Regions from separate parts of the Homo sapiens genome. Here region 2 is linked to region 1. Evidence: read pairs that join two places in POLR2A ChIA-PET (ENCODE). Cell type or tissue: Caco-2. All regions are shown on one strand. Each heading gives the region's core, and the rest is flanking DNA. Links, peaks and the distances in the headings are about the cores only. Region 1 overlaps AGPAT4 (1-acylglycerol-3-phosphate O-acyltransferase 4). Region 2 overlaps PRKN (parkin RBR E3 ubiquitin protein ligase).

Region 1 (9,483 bases), core at 1,472-6,471:
TTATTTGTATTTACTGATAGCCTCAAAGTTGAGCCCTCGTGTACCTTCACTAAATCATTCTACAAATATTTTTTAAAATTAAGTTCCCACCCTGTGCCAGTGATGGCTCTCATGTGCTGGAGAAACAGTGGTGGTTTTCAAGTAAATGCTTCCCTAGTCCCGGTTGCTTGAGGGGTGGCACCCACTCTGGGTATGTCCTCGTCCTTGTCCAGGGCAGGCTTGACTTTAGGGCAGTCCTGCTGGAAGCGAGGGGTGAGCAGGGATCTGGAGGAGGAGAATGAGAGGAGGGAGATGGCGTGGGGCTAGGGGTGAGAGAATGGGGCTCAGGCCGCGATGGCAGCAGGAGGGGAGGCCGGATTTGCGGCCTGTCCTGTGGGCAGCCGTCACTCAAGTGGGACCCAGGGCTCCGTGGCTGGCTCAGCTGCTGCCCAGCTGGGGAGCGGTGAACCCTGGCCGAGTGGCTCCACCTTCCAGGACTCAGTTTCCTCATCTGAAATCAAAGTACCAACCTCAGAGGATATTGGGAGAATTAAAGGAAGGATTATTGTTAAAGGGCTTAGACTATGCTCGACAGGAAGTAAGCACTACATCAATGTTTGCAAAATAAAGATAAATCAACTAACGCACATGAGTTTAACCTCAAGTGTATATTTTTCTTTTCAGAGCACTTTTTTTCTGACTCTAAAAGCACATCGTGTTTTTGCTAACATTTCCTATTTGTTTGTGTTTTAGACGCCTTCCTGAGTCCTGGATCTTTCTTCCTTCTGGAAATCTTTGACTGTGGGTAGTTATTTATTTCTGAATAAGAGCGTCCACGCATCATGGACCTCGCGGGACTGCTGAAGTCTCAGTTCCTGTGCCACCTGGTCTTCTGCTACGTCTTTATTGCCTCAGGGCTAATCATCAACACCATTCAGCTCTTCACTCTCCTCCTCTGGCCCATTAACAAGCAGCTCTTCCGGAAGATCAACTGCAGACTGTCCTATTGCATCTCAAGCCGTAAGATACTTAAGATTCTATATTTTCGTCTCCATTGTGGATGTGTGTATCAGAATTATGGCTCTTGATATGGATTCACTAGGCTTTCGTTGTGTGCCGAGCTGTTTTTTTGTTTTGTTTTTGTTTTAGGTTTGAAATGGCTATTTTGTTCTCAATCCCCCAAAATTATTTTTTGAATGAATAATGCCAGTAGCTCAAAATTCAACAGCCACAGACAGGTATACTATGAAAAGTAAATACGCATTCCATTAGTTTCTTTAGTTCTCCTCAGAACCAATCAGTATTAATGATTTCTTAGTTATCCTTACAGAAATAGTATACATATAGCTCTTATACTTGTAAATGCATGTGCGTCTTTCTGTGTATATATCTATATAGATACATATACATACGTATTTTTTTTTAAAAAACTAAGTGGCAGTATACTATATTGTTTTCTTCCTTGCCTTTTTTCTTCAGCTTTTTATTTTGAGATAATAGATTCACATGAAGCTGTAACAAATAATACTGAGAAATTCTGTACACTCCTTGGCCAGTTTCTCCCTATGGTAGCATCTTGCACCACTGGAATAGCATATTCCAATGAGAAAATTGACATTGATACAATCCACAACCCTACTCCTATTTCTCCACTTTTAAGTACACTCATTTGTGTGTGTGTATGTGTCCGTGTATGTTTGATTATGCTAGGTTATTTCATACATGACTAATTTGACTGGCCTGAGTTTCAACAATTAAAAAGATGAGTGAGTGTATTGGGACATCCAGAAATGCATTTTGCTATTGATATTGATTAGCCTTAAGCCTATACCTATTCTTAAAAGTAGAGAACGCAGTGTGATATTAATAATGATATATATATGTGGGTATGAATATATTTCAAAATATGTGCTTTTTAAAAATTTGTCTATTAAAAACATCAACTAAGATTATGCCAAGAGTCTAAAATTATTGATATATTTTTGATACCCTTTAAAATGATCAAATTTGAATTTGAATCAAGACAATTCAAGCTATGTATAATTATCCAAATGGATTACCACTTATCCAGTCTTATTTGTTAAACTTCAGAATACTAACTTGTAAGGAAGAAAAGTCATAGACATATCTTTATTTATGACTTTTTTCACCAACTCAGAACTTGCAAATAGGCCTGATACTATTTTGGATATAGTTTGAGTGCAAGAGCTTCCATGTCTTGTATTACAATGCTTTATAGAAATATGTCTTGAAAGTGTTCATAAGATCCTAAGATTGAGTTATAATTGTAAAACAGCAACTTTAGTCTATTTGTCTCTGGCCTGTTGGGTACAACCACCAATTCAATCCAATATGATACAATGTACTTTTCCTTGTCATAGACTTCACTCAACATTGGTCTCCAAGTATGTACCCTTCTACGGTGGTATAGAAAAAGGAAAAACTTGTCCAAACAGGGCAGAGACAGTAGGAGATGATTTGGACAGGAACTGTAGCTGTTTGAAGAGAGATAAGTTTGTGTAATCAAGGGAAAGGAGACAGTTGACTGAGATTTAAAAGATGTTTATAATTTTAAATGTCTTTTTACCCTCTAGCAGTTGGTCTCTATTTAAGCAGAATTTAAATTTAACAAAGCAATACTGATTACGCTTTTTCATTGAAACCTGCATTTATGTGACTTGCATACACCTATGGAGATTCCAAAATCTGTTAGTTTGCAGTGTGAAATCCTGTATGTTTCTACTGTCATAACCCCTACCCAAATTTCAAGTGGATGGTTACGAATTGGATTTCTCATTTGGAGTTAAGAAATAAGAAACAGGATTTGGAATCAGAGTCCACAAGAGTACTATATTTTTTTTTGATTGATGGTAAAGACTTGCTAAGTTTATGGCAGGATTGTGGAGATATTTTTCTCAGGATGCATTAGTGTATTTGTTTCTGGTGGAAATTAAGATGGGCAACAAATTCAGAAAGCAAGGCAGATTTTTATCCATCACAAATTAATTAAATTATTTAGAACAAACTCCAAATGAAACTCAAGAATTAACCATCTAAGACAACTGGCATCTCAATGCCGGGTGCAATGAAGGGTAGGTAGTCTAATGTCACTGAAGGACCTAGAAGCACCTCCATCCAGGTATACCCAGTGATGCTCTGTGCCTTCTTCCCCAGAGGAAGCACCTCCATCCAGATGCACCCCAGCAATGACCTTTGCCTATGTCCCCGGAGGAAGGCTTCCTAGGGCTTTGGGCCAAGCGATAGTGGAAGCATTTTTAAACAATCCGAAGCGGGAAGGGAAGATTCCTCCCTCTAGAGGAGGAGTCCTGGCTACTGGAAAAAGAGAATACAGTAGAAAGGGAGGGTGATGATCCTGGGTGGCTCGTGGGCACCTCATGGTGATAAGCCAGTGCAAACTATCCCCAGGTTTGAGAGAATCCTCGCCAGGATTCTCCGTTTCTGGTATCCCCATAGGTGTTAGCAGGGCTGTTCGCTTTTCCTGGTTCCTTTTCCTTGCTCTAAATAATTGACAGACTTCCTCTGTCAATTATTTCACAGTAACCAAGGCCATGTAAAAAGAGTGTTTAGGAAGCCTTGCTGGGCCACTGATCAGCCAGAGGAGGAGACAGTTTGTGGGGAATTCAGCAGCTTAACTAGCAGATGACTCTGCAGCGTCTATGCTGTAACTCTCCTCTGCTTCCCTCTGAGTTAAGATAGAAACTGTTCATGGCTTTAATTGTGTCTTCTGGTGTATGAGTCACTCTGAGCTTAGACAGTCATCAGCATTCATGATTTGCAGCTGATTTTCTAAGGAAACGGCAGAAAAAAATGTTTCCTTGAGACACGGAGCCCTTCCATCTCTGTGTTCGCTTTCCTCTAGCAGAGCTATGGCTTTGTCTCTTTTCTCATTAAATATTTGTTAAGAGCTTGGTGTGTTACCAAGTAAGTTCAAAGCAGTTACCAGCCCTGGCGTGGTAAAGCTCTCATGCAAAAGGCCATGCTGATACAAAAGACAAATAGAGACAAAACAAGCAGTAAAGACAGCTTGGCTAACAGCAGGACACACCGAGACACTGAGCAGAGAATTTTATTCTAGTGGCAGCAACCAACCTCATAAATAACAACTTGAAAGTAATGTAATCTCGATGGATGATTTTTAGAGGGTTGCTTTGTCTTATTTTTGCCTAGATTTGTAGGCAGGAAAGGCCAAGTCAGGCTGGCTTGGCATGCTGAAGGAGGAAGGGAGGATGGAGCCGGCTTCGTTAGGTAAAAAGAAGGAAGAAAGTTGGAAGAAGTGGGGTGAAGGGTAGAATTTCATTGCCTTTCCACTAAGCAGGATATGCCATTTAATCTCTAGGGAAAGGTGGCCAAGACTGGCTTTTTTTTTTTTTTTTACCTCTCTGACATTGTGGGTTTCAAAACAAAACAGAAAGATTAGGAGAATCTATTAATGTCAGGGTTAAAAAAAAAAAAAAAAAAAGGCAGGGGGTGGGAAGGATTGCCAGTGACCTAATTGTCCTGGAAAGGGCCAGTAAAATGAAATGAAACACAGTGGACACCACCACCCCACACCCCCAGCCCTGGCGCCCTGCGTCCAAATTCAGTGTTGCTGTGAACAGGCTCTATGAGCTGGAGCCTGCCACTGAATATTCCTGGACTGTGATGCTTATGGTTTTAAACGGCTGTTGGATGCACAGCTACACATCTTCCTTGAATGGGGAAGGCCACATGGTGGCAAGAAGGGAGTGAGAATTTGGAGCACCAGCCTGCAAAATTACACATCCTGCCTCCCCTGCTACAGGCTGCGTCACCTTTGGCGAGCCACAGAAACTCTCTGAGTCCAAATAACAGGGCCAATTACAATGGTTGCTTCATAATGCAGAATGAGATACTCCGTCTGAAAGTGCTTTAGAAATTCCTTAAAGCACATCAAATTTAGGATTGAAATTGGAATTTGTGTCCAGGGGAGGAGGAAGAGTCAGGGGGACCGGTGGTGGCGAGGGTGTCTTGATCTTTCTTCCCATTGGTTCATCACTTGGACAGGTAACTTCAACACACTCAGCTACATTTGAAGTAAAGGGGATGGAATAGAGTTGACCAAGATTCCAATAGTTTTCTAATAAAGGGTTTAGAATTTTTTATTTTCCTCTTGGGAAGTTGTTACTTCCTTTCACCACCCCCACCGCATCCCACACTTGATGAGTGTTTGCCGCTGTATTTGTGTAACGCTCAAAAAAGGAGAGTGAGCTCTATATTGCCTCTTACAACACTACTGCGTGTAGTGGTGAAAATGATATCTGTTTCTCGCTGGAATAATAATAAACATTTGTAACATACTTCAGGATGTGTAAGTCACTTCAGATTTGCTACTCGAGAAGGGATTTGGCAGTGGCCAGGAGGCCTGGCAGAAGTTGGTCTGCTCCTATCTGGAAGATGGGATCAGGGCCTGGTAACAGGTCAGGAACAGCGGCAGCAAGGGCTGTGCGTGCAAGAGGGTTGGGAGCTCCGAGTTGCTGGAGAAACTGCAGAGCAAGTCATGTGATTACTAGAACCTGTCTGAAATTAACGACCACGGAGAATGGGAGTCCTCAACTCTACTTTCCCGAGAGGAAGCAGATATTCCACCCAGCCGAGCCTTGGGGCAAAAAGGCAGTCAGGTCTTCCATCTGGGTTGGGGGCTTGTGCTTTAGCACCTCCTCTGGGTAAGGGTGCCTCAATTTTGAATCTGTTCATGTGCTTATTGACCAAGGTGTCACCAGGTAGGTCTGAAAACCTAACAAGACAACCTAGTGGGACAGAGCAGTCTTTGGCACATGAGTCATAAAAGGAGACCTACTAGAGGCCGGTGTTTCTGAATCTCCACCCTGAAAGGTATACGACCTGCTGATTTTGTGGGCTTTCCTGTGTATGCCATTCTAATCCCAGACACTAGCAGACTGATTCACTTTTCTGCCAGCACTGGAAACTGTCTCCAGGTGTGTGACTGCTAGCTGACCTGCTAGGTGAGGCCTGAATTTGAATTTCCCCCTCCTTATGCATAAAGTACTTTTTGCACATTGTATTTTCAAACTGTAAAACAAAACAATCTTTCCTTCTTCTATTCCTTCTTCCTTCTTCTTCCCTGCTTTGCCTAGGAGCTCCCCCGAGGGAGGTCAGCTGTCATTCTGATGGCCTCAGGATGATGCTGTGGGTGCTGGGCCAGCACTTTCATTTTGCTGTCATTGCTGGGCTGGGGAAACTCCTTCTGCCTGCAGACCCTCCTGCCCGGCAGCACAGGGAAGGCAAGGTGGCCTCTCAGGAGCCTCCTCTATGGTAACCTCTCTGTGGGGAATCCTGGCCACATCAATGTGCTATCATCTGCTTTCATTCTATGTGTTAAAATTTTATACAAAGTGAACCTAGCTCTCCAGCCCTGCCTGGCTGCCTTTCTGACTCTCTGAGAAGTGAGAGAAGATGGAGGGCGGCAGCTTCCTGATGTTTGTCAACTTGACCAGGCAACAACTGGGTGTGGGCCACCCCCTACCCCACAAATGAAAATACAAGGGAAGTCTGTGGTGTTCTCGATAAGAAAGCTGTTGATCCCCCAAAGAGAGTGTCGCTGTGGCTTTTCCAACCCCTGCATGACCTTGAGAGAAGCAGTTTGTTCTGCTAACTCTGCAGCCGGCTTCCTCTATGCTTCTCCTCCCTGCCTGATTAATGACAGGGCTGCTTTTTCTCATTTCAATTCAATCTAAGCAGGAGTTTTCACTCTTTGAGTTCCAAACAGGTTTTGACTCCTTCACTTGTCCTGATAGGTAGTTACTCAGCTCCAAGATGTCAGAAAGGGAGTGTCCCTGAGTGGCCCCTGTCCTAACCCTTCATATCACTGCCTTTGAGCCTGTCAAAATGTGGAGTTGGGCAGGACCTACTGGCTACCTCTGCTGGGAGGACACAGCCTCAAATTTGGGTCCCCTCTTTGAAGGTCCAAAGAGTCATCCTTATCAGTTCCCAGATGGTGATCGCCTTCCCAGAAGAGGGTTCAGTAACCGGCTGTAGGTGGACATGATCCTAAAACTGATCATCTCTCCCTTCAGAGTAGCTGAACAACAGTGGCTTTGGCGAGTCAAGTCGGATGGAAAGGAATTTAAAAGACCCGTGACCCATGATGAAGGGAATTTAAAGCCTCTCAGACCCGCCTAGGCCTCCTTCTGCCTGTGGCTCTAAGATTCTAACCCAAAGGCAAAGCCCTGCCTCCTGGACTGAGCAAGCGGCCCACGAGTTTATCTGTTGGGACAACCTTTTCCTCTTTTTCCTCTGTCACCTGCGGGTACCTTTTACTTCTGAAGTGTGTCCACGCTGCACAGCTGAAACAAGCAAACACTGCCTGACTTCACCTGGAGTCACACACCCTGACGGCTCCACATCACGAGATCCCTCTGCTTCCACCAGTGATGGGCTAGCGGGGTTGCTTCCAGAAACTGACGAAAAGCAACCTTCCTTCTTTTCTTTTCTAGTTCTAAGGGGTGTATCTCCTGGGAGACCTCAGGAAGTGACAGGGAATTGTTATAAATAAAGTTTCGGTGCTGCAAAAGAAATAGCACTCGAATATAAAATTTTCTTTTTAATTCTCAGCAAGGCAAGTTACTTCTATAGAAGGGTGCACCCTTACAGATGGAGCAATGGTGAGTGCACACTTGGACAAGAGAGGGGAAGGGGTTCTTATCCCTGAAGCCCATGGCCCCTGCTGCTGTGTCCTTCCCCTATTGGCTAGGGTTAGACTGCACAGGTTAAACTAATTCTGATTGGCTAATTTAAAGAGAGTGACGGGGTGAGTGGTTTGGCGGGAAAAATGGTTATGACAGGGGACGGAATCAGAATGAGTCAGGGTAGAGTAGGTAATTGGAATGAGTCAGGGTGGAGCAGGTCATCGGAAGGAGTCAGGGTGGAGCAGGTAATCCGAATGAGTCTGGGTAGAGCAGGTAATAATCCGAATGAGTCAGGGTGAAGCAGGTAATCGGAATGAGTCAGGGTGGAGCAGGTAGTTGGAAGGAGTCAGGGTGAAGCACGTAATTGGAATGAGTCAGGGTGGAGCAGGTAATCGAAACAGGTTGCTTTACGAGGAAGTTAAGATTAAAAGTAGAAGGCAAAGAATTGAACATACTGACATATTGATTCTTTGAAAAGAAATTTAGAACTCATATCTAACAGAATCTATAACTGGACCAATGAAATGAGTAAGCTATGTTGAATCAAGCAACAAAGATGTTACTTTTACATCTAAGTCATTTTCTGATTTATTCAAGAAGTATTCAGCACCTAATATGTGTCAGGCATTGCGTTTGGTACTTGGGAAATAGTGGGAAGCAAAGGCAGCTACTGTCCTGCCCTCAGAGAGCTTGCAGTCTGGTTTTCTTTCTTTTTTTTTTTTTTTTTTTTGAGAAGGAGTCTTGCTCTGTCACCCAGGCTGGAGTGCAGTGGCCAATCTCGGTTCACTGCAGCCTCTGCCTCCCAGGCTCAGATGATTCTCCTGCCTCAGCCTCCCGAGTAGCTGGGATTACAGACAGGTGCCACCGTGCCCAGCTAATTTTTATATTTTTAGTAGATGGGGTTTCACCATGTTGCCCAGGCTGGTCTTGAACTCCTGACCTCAAGTGATCCTCCCACCTCGACCTCCCAAAGTGCTGGGATTACAGGAGTGAGCCACCACATCTGGCTGCAGTCTGGTTTTCTAAAGATCTTATCATAATCTCTTACAAAACGGTTCTACTTGCCACATGTTATACTAATCAGCATTAACAGGACAGAACCATCCATCCATCCCATGTTTGGGCACAAATGGACCTTGTTCTGTTTTCTCCTCTCTTAGTAAAGCTTTATGTATAGGACAACAAACAAACAAACAAGCAACAACAAAAGACCATATCAGGTTAGCAAGTCAGCATGCCAAATGGAATGTAGCAGAAGCAATCCAGAAATTGCTTTAATTTAGATCTCACTTAAAATTCTTTATCAAGTTAAAGAATTTAAGTATCTGAATTTACATGATACTGGAATGATAGATGGGAGAAAAATAAAAGAATCACGATCCGTGCAGGCTAAGAGGAACAACACTTCCTGATTCTGCCTTTTTATTCTATGAACTTTTAGCCAGCTAGTATTTACTGAGCACTTACTGTTCCAGGAACTGTTTTGAGTAGTTAGGCACAGAGAGTTTAAGTGACTTGCCCAGGGTCACACAGGAAGTGATGGAGCAGAGATTGGGGCCAGGAGGTCTTTGAGTGGAGAGCCTTTCACTTTGGCACAACCCAGCCCTGCCCTGCATTTGAGGAGCCAAGCTCTGGAGGTGAGGCCATGTGTCCAACTGGTCAGTGTAGTAAGTGATGTGTTCTCAAACCTGTGGCCTCTGAGGTGCCACTCCACGGGGCTATGGAATAAAAAGAGAAGCATACTCATTAATGGACAGCTATTTTCAGCTGCAGTCATTACACTCGCTACATTTGTCACGTGTTGATTATGTATTAAGCA
Region 2 (9,483 bases), core at 1,658-6,657, 140 kb before region 1:
CAGCCTCCCAAGTAGCCGGGTGTGGTAGCAGGCACCTGTAACCCCAGCTACTTGAGAGGCCGAGGCAGCAGAATCATTTGAACCCAGGAGGTGGAGGTTGCAGTGAGCGGAGATTTCACCATTGCACTCCAGCCTGGGCAACAGGAGCGAAACAACGTCTCAAAAAAAAAAATAACAAAATACATTTAAATATATACATATATACATATTCTCCAAAAAGAGATAGTCATAAGACAATGTGAGAACAACAAAACATGTTTTGGTGACACCCGTTGCCAAGCAGTAACGTTGACTAGCTCAAGGCCCCTGAAAAGTGATGCCATTTTCTTACTCACCAGCAGGAGGCGGGCTGCTCACACGCAGCAGTGCTCAACTGGCCCACCTGCTTGACTGAGCCAGGAAGGCTGCTGTCTGCAAAGGTGGAAGGTTTCAGTGTTTGTGAGAAGAGAGGCGAGCGTTGATGAGAAAGCTGACATTTAAAAGCTGTCATTCACCTGAAAGCATTCATAGCTGAATTAAGCCAACTCTGTTTTCATGATTAATGACAACTGCTCTTTTTTGGAAAACAGGCTTAAATGGATTTTTAGGATTAGAATAGACTTGTCTAATTATTGGCTACACAGGTGTCACAAATGAGTTTCTCTTAAAGCAGGAAAGATAACACATATGCAGTTCCTTAAGTTATTCTAGCTTCAATGTATATCAATGTGTCTCCTAGGCGCTAATTCGGCTTTTTTTTTTTTTTTTTTTTGACACAGAGTCTTGCTCTGTCGCCCAGGCTGGAGTGCAGTGGCGCGATCTCGGCTCACTGCAAGCTCTGCCTCCCAGGTTCACGTCATTCTCCCATCTCAGCCTCCCAAGTAGGTGGGACTACAGGTGCCTGCCACCACGCCCGGCTAATTTTTTTTTTTTTTTTTTGTATTTTGAGTAGAGATGGGGTTTCATCGTGTTAGCCAGGATGGTTTGATCTGACCTCGTGATCCACCCGCCTCGGCCTCCCAAAGTGCTGGGATTACAGGTGTGAGCCACCGTGCCCAGCCTAATTCAGCTTTTAAAACCTATATAAGTACATTTTGATTTACCAGTGGAGTTTTGTGTGTGTGTGTGTGTTTATAGAGACAGGGTCTCATTATATTGACCAGTCTGGCCTTGAACTCCTAGACTCAAGTGTTCCTCCTGCCTCGGCCTCCCATACTTGTGTTTTTAAAGGAGATTTAAGGCCAATCCAGGCCTTCAGTGGTCTTTTCCATGTGTACAAACTCCCACAGGGTCATATTCCCATCTCTTTAGAGATGATCGTGATGATTACAATAACAAAGTAATAATGGTGGTGATCATAGAAAACACACGGTTAGCATTCAGGGTGCACCTGGCTCTGTGCTAAGCCGTTTGTGTGTTGATCTTACTCACGATGACCCTTGTGAGGTTATTCCTCTTGAGCCACAGATGGACGATCATGCCTTTACCTTTCTGAGGGAATTTTGATTCTCTCTGTCTCTCTCTATATGTATATGAAATATATTTCCTATAATCATATGAAATATATATATGAAACATCTATATATAAGTATATTATAGATGTTTCATATATATATTTATGAAATCGCTATTTTCAGCCATGAAGTATATTAGGAGAGAGACTTGTCCTGTTCCACCCCCACCTCCACCACGCGTGCGTACACACATGCATGCATGCAATTCCTCCTGCCACGGGTGAGCAGTAGACAGGCACAGAATTCTATGCAATTACCTAACAGTTACACTGCCCCGTGAGAGCCACACTTTATTGCACAATCGGGCGGTGATGCTGAATCACAACAAAACCTTCCCCTCCTGGCAACACAATAAGCAGGCATTGCTTTAGAGCTTGATGACTAAGGCGGGAACAGAGGGTAAGTTACCCAGCTCACCATGTTCCTCTTCAGGCGCAAAGGGAGAATCGCCCTCCAGAGGATGAATGGTTCCCAAACCTCCCGCCCCTCGCAACCCCTTAGGGCATTTTTAGGGATTCTAATTTCTGTACCCCGCCACAGACCTACTGAATCCCAATCTCCAGAGTCTGGACACAAGCCTTGGGATCATTTTTAGAATCGCTTTGGTGATCTTGAACCTGTGGGCACCCAGCCACTGCTTGAGATCACTCCAGAAGGATTTAAACATCAGCATTAAGACACTCATGAAGGATGCAAAGCAAAGATGTGCTCCTCCTGGTAGAAATCCCCTCTCGGAAGTGGCAGTCAAAGGTCTAAACCAGTGGCCTGGGCACCGCCCACTCCCGGGGTGTCATAGAGCTGCTTCTCCTGCCCCCCAGGTCCCTGGGGCTGGCAGCAGTGGCAGCAGTCACTGGGTCTGGGACTCCCCTCCCTCCCCGTGGATCCGCTGGGTGAGGATAGGAAGCACAGGAAGAGCTGTGATGCTGAGAAGGGCAGGAACTCCAAGGGCCTTCTTGGTGACCCTTTCCCACATGTTAGGTGCAGTGGGACAGTTGGAGACAATGACAAAGAAAGGGCATGAGCTTTGGCAGCCGTGGCCTCCTGGTGTCCTTCTTGAAAGCACTTTCGGCAGGTTGGGGAAGGGAGAACCGGCCAGGCAGCAGCGATGGCCCAGGGCAGAAGGGCGGGTGGGCAGCTGGGAGTGGAGTTGCAGTGCTGGTGCCAGGGGAAGCAGGCAAGTGGAGGGCAGGTGAGCCACTGCAGTGAGGGGAGGGGGGCTGGGTGGCTTCTCCCACTGTCTTTACCACAAGCTGGGTGCTGGTGGTGGTGGTAGTTGCTTTCGTTGTTGTTGTTTTGAGACAGATTCTTGCCCTGTCGCCTAGTCTGGATTGCAGTGGCACCAGCTCGGCTCGGTGCAATCTCCACCTTCTGGATTCAAGTGATTCTCATGCCTCAACCTCCTGAGTAGCTGGGACTATATGTGTGCGCCACCAGGCCCAGCATATATATATATATATATATATATATCAAGACTGAGGTTGCTATATATATACACAAATATATATACAAATATATATACAAATATATATAAATATATATACAAATATATATAAATATATATAAATATATACATATATATAAATATTATATGTATTTTTAGTAGAGACAGGGTTTCACCATGTTTCGCAGGCTGGTCTTGAACTCCTGACCGTCGCACTGGCCTCCCAGAGTGCTGGGATTACAGGTGTGAGCCACTGCGCCTGGCCACAAGCTGTTTGAAAACTGTGCTCTCAAAAGTCCCCGGGGACTTCCAGATCTCCATGACAGCATCTTAGCCTTAGTCCCTTAGCCCTCTTTGTAGCATGTGACTTGATAATGACAGGAAGAAATCAAGGCTGCAGGGGCCTGGAGTATGAACCCAGGCAGCTCGGGGCTCCGATTCTGAACCGACTGCTCGCAGGCCAGGCGGCCTGGGTCTGAAGTTATTTAGTTTTCTGAGACTGATCTCTCCAGCTGAAATAGTTAATGACAAGCTCCGTCCTTCAGGGATGCGCAGTTACTACATTCTGTGATGTGGGCAGAGCCCCTGCCGCACAGTGCCCTTCCTCATGTAACAGAAGCGTCCTTACTTCTTCAAAGCCTTCCCCTCCTGGGCAGCAGGGTCTCGGACCCGCCGGCCGCCCCTCCCTCTAACACCCTGCAGCTGTCCCAGCGCCATGCCTACACAGCTCTGTGTTAGCCCGTGCCGAGGTCTGAGTCATCAGATTAATGGGAAAATCAGCACAAGTAGCGTTTGAGGAACAGAATGCCATGTCGTTCATTGGGAAAGGAATGCTGAACTTTGACTTCTAAGTTAGATAACAGAACTGCTTCATGCCCTATGGAGGAATAAAACCATAACCTTTGAGCACATACTGTCTACCAGAAAAAAAAAAAAAAGAAAAGACACATCTTATTAGTTTTCTACACCGTAACCCCTAACTCTCCAATCAAGGCCAAGATCTGCCTGGGCCCTTGACAGTCCCAGGAGGTCAGCGTGAACCCCACCCCCACTGCAAAAGAAAGTGGGTAGCTGTCCTGCCGGCTAAAACACCCTCCCCTAGCTTGGTACTGTTAAAACTTCAGACACGGCCGGGCGCGGTGGCTCACGCCTGTAATCCCAGCACTTTGGGAGGCCGAGGCGGGTGGATCACAAGGTCAGGAGATCGAGACCATCCCGGCTAACATGGTGAAACCCCGTCTCTACTAAAAATTAGCCGGGCGTGGTGGCGGGCGCCTGTAGTCCCAGCTACTCGGGAGGCTGAGGCAGGAGAATGGCGTGAACCCGGGAGGCGGAGCTTGCAGTGAGCCGAGATCACGCCACTGCAGTCCAGCCTGGGCGACAGAGCCACACTCTGTCTCAAAAAAAAAAAAAAAAAAAAAAAAAAGGAAACAAAAAAACCCCAAAAAACTTCAGACACATTAAATCTAGCAGAGTTTAATTGAGCAAGAAAAAAAACAAAAAAGCGATTCGTAAATTGGGTAGCCTTCACAATTACAGCAGATTCAGAGAGACTCCAAGGGTGCCTCGGGGTCAGAACAAATTTATAGACAAAAAGGGAAGTGATGGACAGAAATCGGAAGTCAGGTACAGAAACACCCGGGCTGGTTACAAGTTGGTGTCGGCCTCATTTGAACACAGTTTGAACACTCAGCAGTGTATGAGTGGCTGAAGCATGGCTGCTGGGATTGGCCAAGACCCAGCTGTTGTTACAGTTGCATACTCTAGAGTTAGACTTTCAATCTTGTCTACATATTAAGTCAGACACACTCCTAAGTTGGGTTTTCAATCTTGGCTAAGTTCGACCACAAGGACTCAAATACAGAAGTACGGAGTCCTTCTTAGGCCATACTTAGTTTGCTTTAACAGTATTAAAAACCATTTTGCGACATCAGCATTTTGGTCTTTTCCTAGGGTTTGGGGTATTTTCTCTTCCCTAGGCTTTCTTCTCTGTCTCTGACCTTCAGTGTGGGCATCTCCATGAGGGGGTCCTTGACTCCTTGGCTCACGTGTGCCTCGGCCCCTCAGCAGCTCTGGTGTCCTGTGGACATGAGGGTGCCTCTTAACCCACGCTGCTGCCCATGGCTTACAGGAACCAAAGCTCAGCCCAGGAAGCCTCAACCTCAGGCTCTAGATCTGGGGAGGTCTCTCTTCCTGCAAACTGCTGGCATCTCACTGCATCTTCTCACAGTGGAAGAGGCAAGAGAGCTCTCTGGGGTTGCTTTAATAAGGGCACGAATCCCTTCATAAGAGCTCCACCCTCATGACCTAATCACCTCCCAAAGGCCCCACCTTCCAGTAGCATCACCTTGGTGGGTAGGATTTCAACATATCGATCCGGGGAAGAAGTAACATTGGCCCAGTTGCAGAGTCTGTGAAGGAAATGATAAGGGTACATATCCTTGCAGGTGAAAACAGAAATTGCTGCTCTCAATTTTCCCTCTTCCAGTCTAAGGATCAAACCCTCCTAGCTACCTCCCTCTCCCCTGAGTGAACTGGCCCATCCAGTAGCTCAGTGCACACTAGTGTGGAAATGTTTACACGGGTAGTCTTTTGTAATCACTCCTAGGTATTAAACTTGCAGTGTCCTGATTTGAAGGACGCTTGCTGCTGGAGGTGTTACATCCAGAGCCGTTTGGGGAAATCCTAGTGGCTTTCTGGTGGGCCTGCAAGTTATACCCACTCTGCCTTGTGTGCTCGGGGGATCGGAAGTCAGAGAAAATTGGTATTTTGAAAAGTAATTATTTCTCTTCTTTTGCTGTAACTTTAATCTTTCTTCCTGGACAGAACAAAGCATATTAATATAAATTTGCAATTTTCCAGTTTGTAATTCCTCTCCAGTAATGTGCTATTGACAGGCAGGAGGTTTCTTCAAGTTGAGCTCTGAATCTTTCTCTTGGGCTGAGTATAACATCCTTTGTTAGAATAAACATTGTATTCGCCCAGTTGAAAATGCTCTTAACTTGGCAACATGTAACAAAGGCTTTAGGTGTGCACACACCTGAGCCAGAAACTTCAGCCCCTGAGTGCTCCTCTTGCAGACAAGGCCTCCCAGATAAGTGCTAAGACTCTAGAGTTTAGCAAGACCTGCCCTCAATGATAATCTGTCCACACGGGTTGGGAGTGCTGGGATATTTGCAGTCATTTCTGCCATTTTATTTTATACTTTCTATTACATTCTACATTTCTATAGTTTTACTTTTACTTCTTGCCTTTCTTTTGACTCTTTTGTTTGCCATTTCCACTGTATTTTTCCTTGTTTAGAAGCAAATTGCTTTCTCTTGTATTGATTACCCTAGAATGTAAACATATATTAATGTAAAAAAATCTAAGGACCCTCTGCCTGAATCATGCCAGCGCATTAGAATCATCCAATTCTCACACTTCTGTGCTATTCTTGTCCGGCATCTAGTTCTACTCTGATTTTTTTTTTTTTTTTGAGACAAAGTCTCACTCCGTTGCCCAGGCTGGAGTGTACTGGCACCATCTCGGCTCACTGCAACCTCCACCTCCCAGGTTCAAGCAATTCTCCTGCCTCAGCCTTTCGAGTAGTGTGGGCACCACACCCAGCTACTTTTTGTATTTTTAGTAGAGACGGTTTCGCTGTGTTGGCCAGGCTGATCTTGAACTCCTGACCTCAGATGATCCACCCGCCTTGGCCTCGCAAAGTGCTAGGATTACAGGCGTGAGCCACCACACACAGCCTACTTGGATTTTTTTTTTTTAACCAGCAAATTAAGCATCGTTTACAGTTTTAGACAATCAGTATTTCCTGTGATTTACCATACGTTACCCATTTTCTTTTTCTTTTCTCACAGTTTCTTCTTGCAGCTCCTGGCTCCTTCTGGACTTTTCCTATTTCCATGTTTCTTTTTTTTTTTTTTTTTTTTTTTTTTGCGGGGCGGGTGGTGGCAGATGGAGTCTCGTTCTGTTGCCCAGGCTGGAGTGTAGTGGTATGATCTCGGCTCACTGCAACCTCCGCCTCCCGGTTCAAATGATTCTCCTGCCTCAGCCTCCTGAGTAGCTGGGACTACAGGCACCCACCACCGCGCCCAGCTAATTTTTGTATTTTTAGTAGAGACGGGGTTTCACCATGTTGGTCAGGACGGTCTCAAACTCCTGACTTGGTGATCTGCCTGCCTTGGCCTCCCACATCCATGTTTGTTTGTTTGTTTTCTTTTCTTTTTTTTTTTTTTTTTTTGAGACGGAGTCTCCCTCTGCTGCCCAGGCTGGAGTGCAGTGGCGTGATCTCGGCTCACTGCAAGCTCAGCCTCCCGGGTTCACGCCATTCTTCTGCCTCAGCCTCCTGAGTAGCTGGGACTACAGGCGCCCACCACCATGCCCAGCTAATTTTTTGTAATTTTTTGTATTTTTAGTAGAGATGGGGTTTCAGCATGTTAGCCAGGATGGTCTCAATCTCCTGACCTCATGATCCGCCTGCCTTGGCCTCCCAAAGTGCTTGGATTACAGGCGTGAACCACCACATCCGGCCCCAAATCATGTTTCTTTAATGAACTTCTGTTGATGGGAAATGCTGTTTTTTATTACTGTGTTTTTATTTATGCTCATTCTTAAAAATTAATTTTGCTTGGATAGAATTCTAAGTGGGCTGGTATTTTCTGTCAGTGCTTTGAAGATACCATCACTGTCTGCCAGCACCCATGCATTAAGAAATCAGCTGGGGGGAATAATTGTAACTTCTTTGTAGATAATTTGTGTGTTTTTTTGCCACTCTCTCCAAACACTGTTTCTCTCTCATGCTCTTTGTTATCTCCTTCCAGAACTCTACTTAGAAAAACACTGGACCTTCTCACCTTATCCCCCCATCTCTTAATCTCCTTTTCATATTTTTTACTTCTTGGCATTTTATGTAATTTCTTCAGCTCCATCTTTCAGTTCACAAATTCTCTCTTCATTTGTATCTAATTTGTTATGTAACTCATCAACTGAGTTTCTAATTTTAATTATTAGTGTTTCATGTCCAGAAAAATGGACAAAACAAAGAAATTTGTTTCTTTTTTACATCTCCCTGGTTAATTGTGACAGTCTCTTATTCCATTATCATCACCTTTATTTATTTATTTAAATATAACAAACATATTTAGTTTATACTCAGTTAAGTTTTTTTGAGACAGAGTCCCACTCCATCACCGGGACTGGAATGCAGTGGCAAAATCTCGGCTCACTGCAACCTCTGCCCCCCAGGTTCAGGTACTTCTCCTGCCTCAGCCTCCCAAGTACCTGGGACTACAGGTGCACACCACCACGCTTGGCTAATCGTTGTGTTTTTAGCAGAGACGAGGTTTCACCATGTTGGCCAGGCTGGTCTTGAACACCCGGCCTCAAGTGATCCACCTGCCTCAGCCTCCCAAAGTGCTGGGATTACAGGTGTGAGCCACCATGCCTGGCCAGTACTCTGTCTCTGGCCATTCCAATATCTACAACCTTTGCTGGTTAGATTCTGTAGTTTCTGTAATTCTGTGACTTTCACTCATGTAGCTAGTTTTCTCCTGTATTAGGTGACTTTTTAACTTTTTTATTATGATCCCAGATTTCTTAGAATTTTATTTGTGTAATTTCCTTGAGGTTTGGCTTTTTAAAGTGCTGTGCTCCACAAAAGATATTTTTGCTTCCGCCTGGTTCCAGGGTATATGCCAATCTGGTAATATTTCAAATTAATTTTTGACTTGAGGTTTTTTAAAGCTAATCAGATAGGATGAATTCTTTTCACCAACCCTCGTGTCCGAGGCCTGATGGTTAGGAATGTTCAGAAAAATGTTTTCCAAACCTGCTGCCTCACAGAACCCAGCCTGAGACCAGCACATATCTGTCAATTATCTCTTCAGGGCGGGCTTTTGCCCTGGCTTCCTCCACTGAGAACGTCACCCTCAGGAGTCCAGGTCCTCTGTGTGTAGTAAAACTGGATTCCACCTCCCACCTGGCTCTGGCTGGAGGCTTTGTCTCCTGCCTGTGCCCTTAGGGCCTGGGAAGACCCAGATGATGGGCAGCGCGGGACTAAGAAGATAGCCCCACAGCAAATGCCAGGTTCCTTCCTCCCGAACCAGGAGGATTTGCTGTCTTTAAGGGTTTCCTTTGCCTTCCCACCCTATCAGCCGTACGTTTAAAAAAGATTTTTTTCCATATTTGATCCAGCATTTTTAGGTGTGTGGACCTGGGAGAAATTGCCCTTCACATGCAGTATGCCATGTTGCTAAAAAATGGCATTTTGAAATTATTTTCTGATAAGTAAAATTGTATTTTTCTCCAATTTGTATGACTTACCAACTTGCCACCAACAAGCAATCTAAACCATTGCTGCAGAGCTACAGAGCCCTAGACCTGAAAAAGAACAGCGTGGAACATGAGGCCGGGGTGGCGTTGGGGTGCAGGTCGGTGGGGGGATGGGTGTTTGCCACGTGTCACTGACGGTTAGGACCACCCAAGACTCTGTGGTGACTGGAAGGCGTGCCATGAAGATGCATACCTAGTTACCAAGTTGTGAAATGGCCC

The links. ChIA-PET counts read pairs that join two places held together with the same protein. Peaks named below come from ENCODE experiments on the same cell type or tissue, not always from the same donor. Only the 100,000 strongest peaks of a DNase experiment are listed, where the experiment ranks them.
Region 2: POLR2A ChIA-PET joins it to region 1 with 9 read pairs; 2 of 35 experiments call an interaction of 5 or more read pairs at or near these places.

The regions. Positions count from the first base shown.
Region 1 is chr6:161,223,552-161,233,034 of GRCh38, reverse strand. AGPAT4 (1-acylglycerol-3-phosphate O-acyltransferase 4) reads left to right here. Exons shown (of 9, transcript NM_020133.3): 2 at 733-999. The coding sequence starts at 822. Among named protein-coding and RNA genes, the nearest start is that of AGPAT4, 46 kb to the left of the region's middle. RefSeq lists a silencer at 6,349-6,654. In Caco-2, for the core only: no CTCF peak of the experiment used is centred there; no DNase peak of the experiment used is centred there.
Region 2 is chr6:161,361,860-161,371,342 of GRCh38, reverse strand. The region is part of intron 10 of PRKN (parkin RBR E3 ubiquitin protein ligase); the gene reads left to right. Among named protein-coding and RNA genes, the nearest start is that of AGPAT4, 93 kb to the right of the region's middle. In Caco-2, for the core only: no CTCF peak of the experiment used is centred there; a DNase peak (open chromatin) is centred at 3,682.